Regions from separate parts of the Homo sapiens genome. Here region 1 is linked to region 2. Evidence: chromatin loops called from intact Hi-C (ENCODE). Cell type or tissue: HepG2. All regions are shown on one strand.

The links. Hi-C counts contacts between places; a loop is a spot of excess contacts. Peaks named below come from ENCODE experiments on the same cell type or tissue, not always from the same donor. Only the 100,000 strongest peaks of a DNase experiment are listed, where the experiment ranks them.
Region 1: a loop joins it to region 2, with 2.7 times the contacts of the local background. A loop is called at or near these places in 26 of 110 quality-filtered maps.

The regions. Positions count from the first base shown.
Region 1 is chr2:43,604,822-43,612,821 of GRCh38, forward strand. No RefSeq gene overlaps it. Among named protein-coding and RNA genes, the nearest start is that of THADA, 13 kb to the left of the region's middle. In HepG2, CTCF peaks have their summits at 471, 4,681 (motif pointing left) and 7,834 (motif pointing right); DNase peaks (open chromatin) are centred at 460, 4,690, 7,450 and 7,840; H3K4me3 peaks cover 136 bases; H3K27me3 peaks cover 568 bases.
Region 2 is chr2:43,770,069-43,778,068 of GRCh38, forward strand. DYNC2LI1 (dynein cytoplasmic 2 light intermediate chain 1) reads left to right here and starts at 3,971. Exons shown (of 13, transcript NM_016008.4): 1 at 3,971-4,078; 2 at 6,714-6,831. The coding sequence starts at 4,071. It overlaps LOC105374571 (a long non-coding RNA gene), which reads left to right and starts at 4,085. Exons shown (of 2, transcript XR_940033.2): 1 at 4,085-4,478; 2 at 4,805-4,924. It also overlaps the pseudogene RN7SKP66. RefSeq lists an enhancer at 3,857-3,906. In HepG2, no CTCF peak of the experiment used is centred here; a DNase peak (open chromatin) is centred at 3,973; H3K4me3 peaks cover 1,599 bases.

The DNA.
Region 1 (8,000 bases), 170 kb before region 2:
GAAAACCCCAAAAAACAAAAAACAAAACCACAATTCCTTCCCACGTAAGAATATGTAGTGACTGTTGTCTGTGTGACACCACCCTCTTCCTTCCACACACACCAAGTTCCCACTTGAGTGACCTCAATATTCCCTGAAAGCATTGTCCTTTCATCGACTGTGCTCTCTGCTAGGCTTCATCTCACATTTTACCTCCTCAGTGAAACCTGACAAGAAATTCCTATTCTCCATCATACTTAGATTTCTGTCTCAGTGACAGCATTATCAGTTTGTTAGTTGATAGTAATTATTCTTATGCTTGTCAGTCTTCCTACTGATTTATAAACTTTTCCATGTTGGACACCATCTTTAGATTCCTAGTGCCCAGCACAGTGGCCAGCATGAGTAGCTCTGCAAATTGTTGAGTTAGGATAACCAGGCCAGCAAGTCCTCTGCAGTGGCAGCGTGCAATGGTGCTTACTTTACCACTGTGTGGCAGCAAACTACAGAAGTATTTCCACCGTTTAAAATAAGGAGGAGAGCTGAGATGAGTATTCACAAACTATAGTATAACTTGCCAGCTCAGTTGAAATAATATACTAAATTTATTATGAAATACAACTATCCAATGGAAAATTACTTTGTTCATAACATTGCTCAATACTGTTTTTAAATTTATCCACATTGTTGTTTGTACTTTTTATATCAAATAAACAAATATTTAAACTTTAAAAGAAAATGTAATAATAAGTAAAAATAGTTGTAAAATAATATGATCTAAAAATATTAGAACAGAAAATTATATACACATTGTGTTTTCAACTTTGTAAAATAATGGGTACTATGAACAGGGTTTGGAAGAGAATGGGTTTGGAGAAGCAGTTTGTCAGGCGAGTAAGATTGTGAGTGAGTTTTTTTCTTAAATTTTCTTTAGTGTTCTAACATGGGCTTAATAAACCTTTAAGGCCTGTTTTTATAGGTTGTAGAGTTGCTAATTGGAACATGCCCAAATTACCACAAAGCTGCCATTTTTTACCATTTGGATTATAATACTGTCATCTTAAAGAAAGCCCATGGTTGCGTTGGGCACAGATAGAAAGCCGTATTCTTAAATTGAGTTTAGCCTCCGTACATATTTTAAGTTTGGCCTACTGTTTTCTCCATACTTAGTTGGTTGTAACCTAACTTGATGTTAAACAGACTGTAACCTGATCTCTTAAGTAGCAGAGGCTCAGCCAGTCACAAGCAGCCAGCTGTTCAAACCAGGTTCAAATAAAGCAAATGCCCAGCTGTAACCAATCCAGTTGTTTCTGTGCATCACTTCTACAGGTCACTTTCCTTTTTCTGTCCATAAATGTTATCCAACCATGCCAAAGCCCAGGGGTCACCCTGAACCTATTACGATTCTGGGGGCTGCCCAATTTGAGAACCGTTCATTACTCAAACTCTGTTAAAGTTAATTTGTCTAAAGTTTTTCCTCTAAGTATATAAAAATTTAAAATGCATAGCACCATCTTTGATTAAAATGCTTTTGAAAAGAAAGTTTTTTTCTCATTCTTGTTGCACAAAGCATTCTTGTATCCCCTCATTATTCCCCCATTCAAAAACATCTGTCCATATGGCAATCCCAATTCTTAGCCCTATCCATAGGAGACGGGACTAGTAGCTCACTACTATGGTTTTTGGGGGACATCTGAAGAAGGAATCCCTGGGACAGGAAGAGATGGAAAAGTTTGATGTCCATTTTTGACAGTAGGATTCCACTCTACCAGGGTTCTGCAAAGGGAGAAGACACTGTATAAAACATAGTTCCAATCTTTTGAAAAAGGTAAATATTGTGTTGGGGTTTGTTGTTGTTGTTGAGACAGGGTCTCACTCTGTCACTCAGGCTGGAGAGCAGTGGTTGTGATCACGACTCACTGCAACCTCGACCTCACTGGGCTCAAGTGATCCTCTCACCTCAGCCTCCTGAGTAGCTAGTACTACAGGCAGGTGCCACCATACCCAGATTTTTTTTTTTTAATGTGTAGAGATGGGGTTTCACCATTTTGCCCAGGCTGGTCTTGAACTCCTGAGCTCAGGCGATCTGCCGGCCTCGGCCTCCCAAAGTGCAAGGATTATAGATGTGAGCCACCACACTCGGCATTGAGTTAAGTTTTTAATATCCATATTAACTAATATTATCCTGTATCCACACGTAAGGTTTCTGGAGCAGAGCGGATTACTGTTATTTACTTACAGCCAAAAACAATCCCATGGATCCCCTGTACCCAAATTCTTATCCCTTAATGATACAACGAGAGGTGGCTGAACAAACTCTACATGTAAGTAATATGTATTATAAGTGAGGAACCCCCACTCCCCCAATTTAATCTAGGTGTTGATGTAGAAGGGAGAGGCAGCTGTACTTCTTCCTTCTTCCAAGAGTTTCTCTGGAAACACGATGGGAAGATTCCTGGGTTTTTACTTTAACCCTTTGGAATATGAATAAACTTCTGGGGAAAGGTAAGTCCAGTGTCACCACTTTACCACCCTGGGATGTCTCCACAATCCAGGTCTCATCCCCCGGTGTTAGTCCCTTTTCATTGCTATAAAGGAGTACCCAGGGCTGGGCAATTTATAAAGAAGAGAGGTTTATCTGGGCTCACGGTTCTGCAGGCTGTATAAGCAGCATGGCCCTGGCATCTGCTTCTGGCGAGGCCTTGGGAAACACAATCATGGCAGGAGGTGAAGGGGAAGCCAGCGTGTCACATAGCAAGACAGGGAGCAAGAGAGAGCGAGGTGGGAGGTGTCAGGCTTTTGCATAAACTAACTGAGCAAGAACTCATGCATTACCATGCAGAGGGCAATAAGCCATTCATGATGAATCTGCCCCCATAATCCAAATACCTCCACCAGGCCCCACCTCCAACTTTGGGATTATGTTTTAACATGAGATTTGGAAGGGACAAAACATCCAAACCATATCACTCGTGCCTCTTGAAAAGTAAACGCATACCTCCAGGTTTACCAGGAGGTAAATCTCTCTCCAGAAGATAAATCTCCAGTGGAGATGTGTGTGTTATGAAGGTCTCATGTCTATGTCTAGTAAATCTCTCTTGTGCGTGTTTCAGGTTTCTCTCACTATCTGATCCATAAATTACTGTCCAGGTCCCCAGTAAAATTTGCTTAGAAAGCCCTAACTTGCAGAAGCATAAAAGTATTTGCTACCCCCAAATTTGCATGTTCAAATTAGTGTGACCTTTCACACTTCTTTTAATTTTCTTGTAATTACTTTGAGTATATAAAACTCTTTTTTTTTTTTTTTTCTGGCTGGGTGCGGTGGCTCACATCTGTAATCCCAGCCCTTTGGGAGGCTGAGGTGGGCGCATCATGAGGTTAGGAGTTCAAGACCAGCCTGACCAATATGGTGAGACCCCGTCTGTACTAAAAAATACAAAAAAATTTGCCGGGCGTGGTGGCACATGCTTCTAATCCCAGCTACTCGGGAGGCTGAGGCAGGAGAATCGCTTGAACCCAGGAGGCGGAGGTTGCAGTGAGCCAAGATCACACCACTGCACTCCAGCCTGGGTGACAGAGTGAGACTCCATCTTAAAAAAACAAAAACAAAAACAAACAAATAAGAACACTATTTTTTTTGCCATTGTTTTGTGTATTTTGATTACATAAAAAAATCAGTCTTGCTATTTATGGCCTAGCCTTGCTTTTGTCTATTTGGTGAAATGATCACCACCACCCCCTCTTAATCATACCTGCCAAATCTTAAAATTACTGCTGGTGGTTTCTAAAAATGAAATCCATTTCCAAAGAATAAAGATGTCTATGCCATTGAGGAAGCTGAAGAGAATGTTTAAAAAGCAACATCCAAAAGGATTTCCAAAAATATCAGAAACTATACTAATTTTTGAAGAAACAAATATATGGCCCCAAAGGTGATTTCTTTAAAGGGGACTAATCTCATTTGAATGTGTAAACTCTGGGATGTTCTGGTTTTTTTAAAAAAAAAATCATAAAGCTTTATATAAGAAACAAGTAGATAAAGATGTGTCCTAGTCCTGACCTGATGTCACCAGCACTAACACTCAATTTAGTTAGGTGACCTATAAAGTTCACCCTAGTTCTACTGTCCTTCCCACCTTGCCTACAAGATAATGGAGTATTCTTTTTCTAAAATCTGCATTGCAGCATTCCAGGAGCTGCTATCCTATCTTTCCTTTACCTCGAGGTCTGAGCCTCAAGAAAGCCTAGGAACCCAGACAGTGCCTCTCCACCCACACAGAATTGATCCCGCTTCCCATACTCGGAGCTCTCCTGGACTAGGGAGAACTTCAATCAGGCCCCTTCCTGCAACCCTGGTAATTTTCATTTATTCCTCACAAAAGGCCTGTGAAGCACGCAGGGCTGGAATTCTCTCTCTTTTTTTTAACTGATGAAGAAACATGTTCAAATGGAGCAAGTGGTTGGTGTGCAGTGATTCTGATGCTCAGTCCGGGGCTCTTTCCATTATATTCCAAACCCTCCTTTTTATATGCAAATGAGCCAATTGTGGCAGTGACACTTTCCTACAAAATGAAACAATGCCGTAATTACAAGGGCTTGGGAATTAATGGCACTAAATGGGTAATTTGGGTTTAATGTTAAATCCTGGGATAGGCGACCCAGGGCCAGAAAGAGAGGCTTTCCAAGTGTCACCTCTGCCATCTGGTGGTCAAATGACAATATAACTGCAACAACTCAGTGTGGATACCATCATCATGTGAAAGTCACCCATGACCCCAGGGTTGGGTGAACTATTTGAGGCTGGGCTCTGACTTTTACGGCCTGAGATGAGAAAATAAAATGTTGAATACACAAATAAAGGTCAGAGGTTTTCCCCTATATCTCTGCTCAGGGTGAGGAACTGTGTAGTTTACAATGGAAGAGCCCATTCATCCATTTATTCAACAAATATTTATTAAGCACTGTCTTAGGTTGGCTTCCTAGGAAACAGATTCTAGGCAGAGATTTGCTTAAGGAGGGTTACTGGGGAGCATTCTTGAGGATCACCCTTGTAAGGGGTTGAGGGAAACAGAACTCGTCAGAAAGAGTTGAACTGGAATGAATTTGCAACAGTGGCGTCAGCCAATCTTACTGGGAGCTCTGGTGTTGGCTTGGCAAGGGGACTGAGCCTCTGCACTTCTTTTTCCACCAGTTATTGGATTCGCTGAGAGCTGTAACAGAGCTGCACCTAGGGGGATGAGTGCCTTGGTCCTAAAAGGGGGTATCTGGGCAGTGCCCTACAGCATCCACTACAGACACCTACTATGTTCTGGGCACTGTGCCAAGCTCAGGAGATGTAAAGTTGAACAAGATAACATCTCTGCCTTCAAAGGCACCCAGGGGTGCAGAGGTATAGAAAATAAATATGAGGACTAATGAATAAAGGAATAAATAAATAAAAGGGGGTTAAAAAAACCCAGGAAATATAAAACAATTGTCTTATAGCCAGAAAATCTATCTAAAAAGAGTAAACAACAAAGAAAATTCTTGCCAGAAATGTTGGCTCACACATGTAATCCCAACACTTTGAGAGGGCAAGGCAGGAGGATTGCTTGAGGCCAGGAGTTCAAGACCAGCCTAGACAATAAGGGAAGATCCTGTCTCTACAAAAAAAAATTAGCTGGGCATGGTGGCATGCACCCGCAGTCCTAGCTATTTGGGAGATGAAGGTAACAGGATCACTTGGGCCCAGGAGTTCGAGGTTGCGGTCAGCTATGATTGCACCATTGCACTCTGGCCTGGACAGGAGAGTTAGATCCTGTCTCTAAAACAAACAAGCAAAACCTTGCCTTTTCTTTTTATGTTTGAGACAGGGTCTCGCTCTGTTGCCCAGAAGTGTTTCAAACTCCTGGGCTCAAGCATTCCTCCCACCTCAGCCTCCCAAAGTCCTGGGATTACACAGTGACTGGATCCTTTCCTTTTATTTTATTATTATTTTTTTTTGAGATGGGGTCTCACTCTATCATCCAGGCTGGAATGTAGTGGTGTGATCATGGCTCACTGCAGCCTTGACCTCCCTGGGCTTAGGTGATCCTCCCACCTCAGCGTCTCAAGTTGCTGGGACTACAGGCACACGCCACGATGCCTGGCTAATTTTTGTATTCTTTGTAGAGACAAGGTTTGCCATGTTGCCCAGGCTGATCTCAAACTCCTGGGCTCAAGCGATCTGCCCACCTCGGTCTCCCAAAGTGCTAGGATGGCAGGTATGAGCCATTGCGTCTGGCCCTTGCCTTTTATTAATGGCAGTAAAGAAAGCTGAAAACATTTGGTATGAAAACTGAATTTACCCTCTGCTGATATAAAAACTGAAAAAGAAGAAAAAACCATCTGGAAACAATTCTAGATAAACACCTATGAAACTTAACCAAAGCAGTGGGAGAGTACCTTGGCATTCATCCCCAGTGGAATGTGGCTCCCTTCAGTGCTACCTAAGAATAGGTGATGGGGCTTTCCCTCTATCCTGGGGCCTACACCTGTTCTGAGCTGTTGGGAAGGAGGTCTGCCCATAGGTAGGTGTCATTCCTGGGGAATATTCTATCTGCTGATCTTGTATTGATCTCCCCAGATACAGCACCTTGGAAAAATCAGGAAAGTCAGCTCCTTGGTACCTGCTTAGGTGGAGCCTGGGGAGGTTTTGGTGCTGATTCTGCATGTGGCCACATGATGCACCCCAACCCAATTCTGTTGTCCCAGATGTTTCTTTCTCTACATCCTTTTTGTTTTTCTTCTTCCCACACCTGTAGAATCTTTATTTCCTCGCAGGGAAAAGGGAAAAGTACTTGGATCCTTGCCTGTTGTCCCTAGCCTGTTACTTATAGCATGACAATCAACTCCATCCTATGAGCTCGTTAGGCTTAAATATTTGAAATGTACAGAACTATTTCTCCACCATGAGTTTCAGAAAAATCATTTGGGGACTTAAAAAGCCTAAAATTGCCTTTCTTGTCTCCTGGTTTTGCTGTGGCATCCATTCTCTAAGGCAGCGGGAATAGAATTGTCCAGAGGCGTTGGGCGGGGCAGAGGTTCACAATAGAGGTACCTGTTGACAATTCTAAAATCTCTCTCCTCAGAACTTCAAGATGCTTGCCCTGAAGCAAACGCCTCCATTTGATGTCCAGCCTCAAACTCCTATCTCTTTTTGCCTCACTTCTTTCTTTACCTTTTCTTTTCTTTTCTTTTTCTTTTTCTTTTTCTTTTTTTTTTTTTTTTTTTTTTGAGACAGATGCTCGCTCTGTCGCCAGGCTGGAGTGCAGTGGCATGATCTCGGCTCACTGCAACCTCCACCTCCTGGGTTCAAGCAGATTCTCCTGCCTCAGCCTCCCAAGTAGCTGGCACTACAGGCCCACGCCACCACGCCCAGATAATTTTTGTATTTTCAGTAGAGACGGGGTTTCACCATGTTGGCCAGGACGGCCTTGATCTCTTGACCTCATGATCCACCCACCTCAGCCTTGTAAAGTGCTGGGATTACAGGCGTGAGCCACTGCGCCCGGCCTTGCCTCACTTCTTTCTGCCTCTTTCCTCCTCCTGAATTTGCTATACTAACTTATGCCCTAAACAAGCAAAAATTCTGTAAGTCTTTTTCTCTTAAACTCCACTTCCTCCTAGCTGATTAATCATTGAGTTCTAGATAGTTCCATATTTGCTATTACTGCCCCATTCTGAGACACTGTTAACAACCTGCTTTCCCTATAGATTGGAATTTATCAATCTCAGCACTGTTGACATTTTGGATGGCATAACTCCTTGTTGTGGGGGACTGTCCCATGCATTGTAGGGTTTTTAGCAGCACCCCGACCACTCCCCACTAGATGGCAGTAGCATCACCAAGTTGTGACGATCAAAAAATGTCTCTAGCCCTGTACTGTGCTAAGTCACATTGGAGCCTGAGGCAAAAGAAAAAAATGTGTGCCCTACGTACACTTACCAAAATGTCACCTCATAAGTTAATAAAAGTTCTACAACAATAAAAAGACAGTATT
Region 2 (8,000 bases):
GAGTAGCTGAGATTACAGGCACCTGCCACCATGCTCAGCTAATTTTTTTTTTTTTCTTTTGAGAGGAGTCTCGCTCTGTCGCCCACACTGGAGTGCAGTGGCGCCATCTCGGCTCATGTAAGCTCCGCCTCCCGGGTTCACGCCATTCTCCCGCCTCAGCCTCTGCAGTAGCTGGGACTACAGGCGCCTGCCACCACGCCCGGCTAATTTTTTGTATTTTTAGTAGAGACGGGGTTTCACCATGTTGGTCAGGCTGGTCTTGAACTCCTGATCTCAGATGATCTGCCCGCCTTGTCCTCCCAAAGTGCTGGGATTACAGGCGTTAGCCACCGTGCCCGGCCTGCCAACATAATTTTCTAATAAACAGAGTGGGGGTGGGAGGGGAAGGGCCGCTCTTTCTGAACGTGCTGCTAGGTTATACTGTGGTTTTATGAAAATCAAACAACTCTTCTTTAGCAGTGGCAGTGGCAAAAGAAGGCTAATTCCCTCTCTCACTATGTGGCTCTAATGAATTCCCAGGAGCTCCTAGGAACTGAATATTGGGTGATACCAGAGGAAATGGCTTAGATGTTATTAACTTCTTGAGTTTCTGGAAAATGCTATCAAACCCAATAAGAGTTGCCTTTTATGAGAGAAAAGTTTACAGAAAGTGTAACCTTAGGAAAGCTTGTGGAGAGTTCTTGGGTTTTGGATCATGTACAGATTATAAGATGTTCCACTCAGGGATAGGGTATCATCAACACTGCTTTCATGTACTGACTATTCTATCGAAACATCTTCACATGAGGTTATCACTGACCACTTAACTGCCAAGTCCAGCAGACCCCAAATGGTCCAACTGTCTGCTGGACGATATCTCAAACTCACCATGTCCTCTAAACCTGCTTCTCCTGCTCTGTGCCCCTTAAAATTGGTTAAGAGGATCACCAGTTCATCCATCAAGAAGGAAACATTGACTTTTCTCCCTTTTACCAACGTCTTACTTTCTACTGTCTAGTAATTGTATTAGATAGAACTCTTTTTGCTGTAAATTCCAAAATTCAACTTGAACTAGCTTAGACAAAAATGAGAAATTGTATTACAAGGATATTAGGATGTCTCATATAATCAAAGAGCAAGCTGAACAACCAAGCCATAAGAAAGGTGAGGACACAGGCAAGCCTTAGGGACAATTAGAACCATGAGACATATGCCAGCACTTTCCCTTCATATTGATGTGTGTCTGATGTGTGCTCACTAACTACAAAATAATTCATTTAGCATAAAATATGCTAATTTCCTCTAGAGGTAGAGTGACTTACTTTTCCCAATTCTAGTTTGAAAAATTTCAGGGAAGGACTGTGATTAACCCAGCTCATGTTAGGTGTTCACTCTGAACCACCCCAAATGTACTCAACATTAGGAGAATGCTTAAGTACATTACGAAAAATCTATGCAGTGAAATATTCTGCAACCATCAAAGTTATGTTTATGATGCAGTTTTAAAATTTGATATGGTGCATTTTTAAAATTTGATATGGGGAAATACATGTTAAAATCAGGACATTAATTAACTTTACAATTAATCTCAACTTTGTAAGAAAAAAGATTAGAATGAAACATATCAAATGTATTTCCAAAATACCTAATAGTTACTACTTCTGGCTTATGCTTATTTTACCCTCTTAATTTTCTGTGCATACGTTTTTTCCCCTACAATTAGCTTATATAACTTTGAAAACAAGGGAAAAAATTTTAAAACTCTGCCTGTCACTTTCCTAGCTATTGTTAATAGCCTCCGCATGGTCTTCTAGATGCCAAACCACCCTTCACACAACTGCAAAAAATTATCTCACTGAAATTCATGTCTAATCATGGCACACTCCTATTTTTAAACCCTATTTGGTTTCTCATAACCAACACAGTAAAGTCTAGACTACAGCATCCTTCACAGTAGCCCCATCTACCTGCCCAGTTTGCTCTTCCACTGTAGCTCCACCAGGCACTTTATATGATCGCAACCCAAACTATTCAGTTTCCCAAATACATCCTGCACACGCCTTTACCCTTCTGCACTGTTGCTCATTCCATCCAGAAAGCAGCATAAAATTGTCTCCTTCTCCTTCCATTCTTACCTTAAGAACAATCTTCATCTACCCAGGAAAGTCACTTTCTTTGCCCAAGTATGAAGGCCTCAAGAGGAATGAGGGAAGAAAGGGGAACTCACCTGCTCAGTCAGATCAACTGAATCAACCCTGAATCAATGCTGCTGATCAGGGCCCAGCCGGATCACCTTCACTTTCCTGGTTACCAAGCTCCCTCCTTCAAACACCTCTCCCCGTTATTCAAACAAGTGTACTTTTGAAGTACTCGTACTGAGTATTGTGCCCAGTACATAGCAAGCACTTGGCAAAAATGTTAGCTGTCGTTATTGCTATCAATATCAACAGGCCTTCCTAACTAGCATGCAAAAGTATTCTGAAGTTCTAGAACCCAAATCATTACAATTCATTACAATCTGTCCCATATCAGTTTGTGAGCTTAAAGTCTGGCTTAGCACCAGGCTATAGCTGTTGATTCAATGACAGATGTATAAGCCTCCTTTGAAAAATCATCCTTTCTTCGGTGAGCTCTACTCCCATTAATTCCCTTCCTATGTGCAGCTTAGTGTTCTTTACGTCTCCAAAATATACCTAGGTGTTGGGAGGATTTTGTTCCCAATGACTTTATTTGAAATAAACACCCTTTTATCAACCATCAGCCTTGTTTCCAGGAATGTGTTCCTTGTGTTTCTTTGTTCGAAGTTGCTGACCAGCAGCTTATCACACAATAATAACAAGCATTAAGCAGTTATAATGTGTCAGACACCCACGTAAGTTATGTTTTACCTACATTTATCTCATTTAAGATTCACAATCTTTCCCGCTTTACAGGATCAGAAATTCAGTGATTTACCCGATGTGGCAATGTGACAACTTAGCCAGCGTGGCCAAGTCAGAACTTGAACCTAGGTCCATCTCACGCCAAAGCCCATGTACTTGAACATCGCACCATAGAAATCAAGCCGAATAGTAGAGGACTGGAGGGAGGGTATCTCCTTCAAATATTCAGGGCATCTTAGGCTAGAAAGCCTGAGTCTACTCAGCATTCAATACAGACCAAATACTATCAGTGCCATGGTTTCACCATCTCCTTCAGGCATAATTGGTCACTTGCCCTCATGCAATTTTTGTACCTCTATACAATAGTTTAGATCACTCACTTCCTTAGGTGCTTATAATTAGCTGAGTGTGTGTCTTTCTTAAGGGCAGCGATCTTTTCTTACTCATCTCTTTATTCCTTATTCTGTGTAGCATAGGGCCTTGCATATTCAATGATTGTTATTTATTTCAATGCTCGTTATTTATTTGGACACTCCTGCAGATCTATAAAGAGACCACAAAGTTCCAAAAGAAAATAATCTACATTCACAAAGTAAATGAAGTATGTAGGAGATGCACTTGCTTCATTAATTTATTAATAAATACACAATGTGCTATTGAATAAAACTTGAAACAACTAAACATCTAGAAAGTTGGAAAATATTAAAATTACGTGCCTTATTTTAAATTTTAAAGTCCGAATATTCCTTGCTTCTAGTAAATTAGCAGAAAACAGCTCAAGAGATTGTTACACCCTCTATTCCTAAATCATGGCGATTGGGAAGAAAAAAGTGAAAGATGAGAGAGAGAGAGAGCAGAGACCCTTGGCATATAGTTGACACCCAGTAAAAAAATTTTAAAATAAAAGAAAATTGCTTTTAGATCCCAGGTTTGTAACCCCTTATCATCTCGTTCTAGGAGGTAACAAGGAGTTACTAACTTGGGATCTAAAAGCAATCCTAAGGCTTGAGGCCGAGAATGAGATGTAAAAGGACTCCTGAAAACTACATTTCCCATGATGCCCGTCTCCCCACGCAACCGCGGCCGCGACGTCGCTCCCATGGCAACCCAGAAGGCCTCACTCCCAGACTCCTTGCGGAGCTCGCCGCCTGATTCTAGGCTGGTCACTACTCCGAGCCTGTGACGTTTGCGGCAGCCAGGCCGTCGACGATGCCCAGGTATTCCCTGAACCCGGCTTGCGTGGGAAAGGCTACTGAGAGTATTCCTGGAGAGAGGAAGCCCAGGCGGGACCAGCTGTTGGAAGATTGTGGGGGTGGCTACTTGCCACCAGGATATGCAGGGTCGGGGACCTAGGAATCAGCCTTGAGCATAAAGATTCTGCCGCAAACAGGAAAGAAAAGAAAGTTCCCTAGGTAGAAAAGTGAGAGATTTGGAAAGATCAGCAACTCCACCCATTCAATGATTGAATAAAAGTTTCTTGCAGGCCAGAGACTACTTCCGGAGCAGGACATTCGGCGATGAGCTAGACCACAAAGCCTCCTCTCCCCAGGGGCCTCCCCTCCTGGTGCGGGGGTTCGCAGTAATAAGCGAGGGGAAACTTGGAAGGCACTGTGGAAAGTATAACATCACTTTTAAGGGGGGAAACGGGAGAGGGTTTGTAAACTATATTCTAGCTGTTCAATTCTATGATATTCATTTTAATTACCTGTTCACAAGATATTCCTAAACCTTTTCTCAACAATTTATGCTTAAGCACGTCGGGGAGAGGGGTCAGGGAGTGCATCACAGAGCAGGATAAATCTTTTTCTCTCCTTGGGATAGTGTGGAGAATTGTCAGCTTTCCATCAAGGGATAATTGGTTAGTTATAAAGCTATGGTTATACTTCCCGATTTCCGCAGGTGTCGTGGCTGACTGCAGCACCTCCGTCTTTCCTCTCTGCTAGGTATTTGGAAAGCAGATCCTCATATTTTGAAAGAATGTTGTGTAAATGAAGAGCAAACAGCCCGAAACTGAGTTCTGAAGGCTCACCTGTGAAATAAATGCATGAATTTTAGTGCAAACATTTAAGGACTCCTGTTTTGACCCTTTTTCTTATTCCTGGTTCTTGAATAGTATAATTACAAGCCCTCAATAATTTTTGTAATTGTATAGGCCATGCCCTAAACTACATATATATTTTAACAATTATGACAATCCTATAAAGCTGATACTCTTTTTTATTGGCTTTTTAGAGATAGAGAAACAATTGAGCCTGGGGAATAGCACAGAGGATTGCATATATTAGGTGCTCAATAAATATTTGTTTAATTAATAAAGGAATGAAGGATTTAAAGAGGTTAGGTAGTTTTCCCAAGTTCACATACATAGGAAGTAGCAGAATCAGGCTAGGACCTATCAGGTCTTGCCCATGGTTAGTTTTTAGTTTAATATTCCATTTTCACTTAGGCTTTAATTAATATATATATGATTTTATCGTGTAAAGTTATATATCTGTGTAAAGAAATCAATGAAAGGATTGTTTTCAAAATGTTTGTGGTTTTAGGGTTTTTTTTTCTTTCTTTCTTTATGGTTTTTTTTTGGCGGGGGGAGACAAGGTCTTGCTGTGTCACCCAGGCTGGAGTGCAGTGATGTCAACATGCTTACTGCAGCCTCGACCTCCAGGGCTCAGGCAATCCTCCTGCCTCAGCCTCCCTAGTAGCTGGGACCACGAGTGCATGTCACCACACCCAGCTAATTTCTTTTCTTTTTCTTTTTTTATTTTCTTTTTTTTTTTTTTAGACAGAGTCTCGCTCTGTTGCCCAGGCTGGAGTGCAGTGGCACGATCTTGGCTCAATACAACATCCACCTCCTGAGTTCAGGTGATTCTCATGCCTCAGCCTCCTGAGTAGCTGGAGTTACAGACACCCGCCACCACACCTGGCCAATTTTTTTTTTTTTTTTTTTTTTTTTTTTTTAGTAGAGATGGGGTTTTACCATGTTGGCCAGGCTGGTCTTGAACTCCTGACCTCAAGTGATCCACCCACCTTGGCCTCCTAAAGTGCTGGGATTACAGGTGTGAACCACCACTCCCAGCCTCAGCCAATTTTTTTTGTTTGTTTTCTTTTCTTCTTCTTCTTTTTTTATACTTTAAGTTCTAGGATACATGTGCACAACGTGCAGGTTTGTTACATATGTATACATGTGCCATGTTGGTTTGCTGCACCCATTAATTCATCATTTACATTAGGTATTTCTCCTAATGCTATCCCTCCCCCATGCTAATTTATTAGTAGTAGTAGTAGTAGTAGCAGTAGTAGAGATGGGATCTTCCTGTATTGCCTAGGCTGATCTCAAGTGATCCTCCTGCCTCAGCCTCCCATATACTTTTATATTAAACAAAATTTTTTTTTACCTAAAAACATAATCTAAAACACAAAAAAGAAATGTTTCAGGGAGGAAAGATTATTTGATACACTGGTTTTGTACTTTTCCCATCTTCCTAGGTGACTTAAATGTTTGTGGTTTTCAAGTTGTACATTCCCAAAGTCATTGTACCTCCATATGTGTCTGAGAAGCTGACATACACAGCTATGAACCGTAGGGGAAGACCCAAATGTGACAGCCTCAAATCCTGGCAATAAAGGCTCTGCTTATCAATTTCAGTATTCTTCAGAGAACTAGTTCAAAGCAACAAAAGAAAAATAAAATCATAGAATGACTAATCCTCAGATGTTTTACCAGATTATTGTTCCTCAGAAAATAATGTTCATTTGTTTCATAAATTATACTGAAATAAAATTTCTCTGAGCTTGAAATAAATATTTGAAAGAATTCTTTTTCCCTCAATTTTGTTTTTTCTGCCTCTCATGTAGTGAAACTCTCTGGGAAATTGCAAAAGCTGAAGTGGAAAAAAGGGGAATTAATGGAAGTGAAGGTGATGGAGCTGAAATTGCAGAAAAATTTGTTTTCTTCATTGGCAGTAAAAATGGGGTAATGCTTTCTTTTTTTCAATTATTGTGATGATTTAACAACCATTGGTAAAATATCTGTTAATACTTTGATTAAAATGTAGATACTTCAACACTTTAACCAGATGACCAATCTGGTTTAGCATGAATTAAAAAGTGCTTATTATTAATCTAGGAAAAACTATAATAGTAAACAAAATTTTAGAAAAATATATTTAAACTATTTTTTATTTCATGATTTGAAAATATTCAGGTCTTCTACCACAATTGAGTGTAAAAGCTAGGATTCATGTAAATATCTAAGTCAGTCTCTAAATCAGTAAGTCAGTATCTTAACAATTTTATATTTTAGATTGTTACTTTACTTTTAGAAATCTCATTAAAGGAATAATTGAACTGTGTCAATGATATTTGTTACAGGGTTATTAATTATTTTGAAATATCTGGGGAAAATATGGCAGCATTTCCAGTGGACCACTGATTGGTAGGAAGGGACCCCTCCCCACTTGTTGTAAGTCTCTGTTTTACTTGGCCAAGCATACAGAAAGGCGTGGAAGTGGCCACACAGTGTAGGAACATATGCATCATATCTTCATGCAACTTTGCCTGGCCCACAAAGTTCCTGCCAGGAAGGCAAAATGACTGGTGACACAAAAAGGTCAAGGCTTGCCAGATGCAAGATGCTGAAATTCATGTAGTGCCATAGCTCATTTCTGTGTGGGGTTCAAATTCCTGTTCACTTTCTGTGCTCCATGCTTCCACTTAAGCGCATTGACAAATACGAAGCTTTCAGAAACTACACTCTGCATCAGCAGGGCTACGTGTTCACTGGGCAACGTCAGCGCCCAGGCAGCCTGAGCACCCGTCTTGTCTCCAGATGAGTCCCAGAAGGCCCTCTCTGCACAACCGGACACCCTCCATTGGGGGTTTTATATACAACATTAAGATTACATATATTGGGAGAAATACCTGTACAACCATGAAAAAGGTTTTAGTGATGTAAGAATATAATCTGAATTAAAAAAGCAGGACACAAGTGTCATACATGACATGATCCCAATTATACAAATACGTAAATAAAAAATTCTGATAAAAATTAGAAATATGGATAGTAAAATTCTAATCACTTAATGTTTTTATTTTGTTTTTAATTTTTTTATTTTCCAGAGTTTTCATATTGGCCCACTTTTT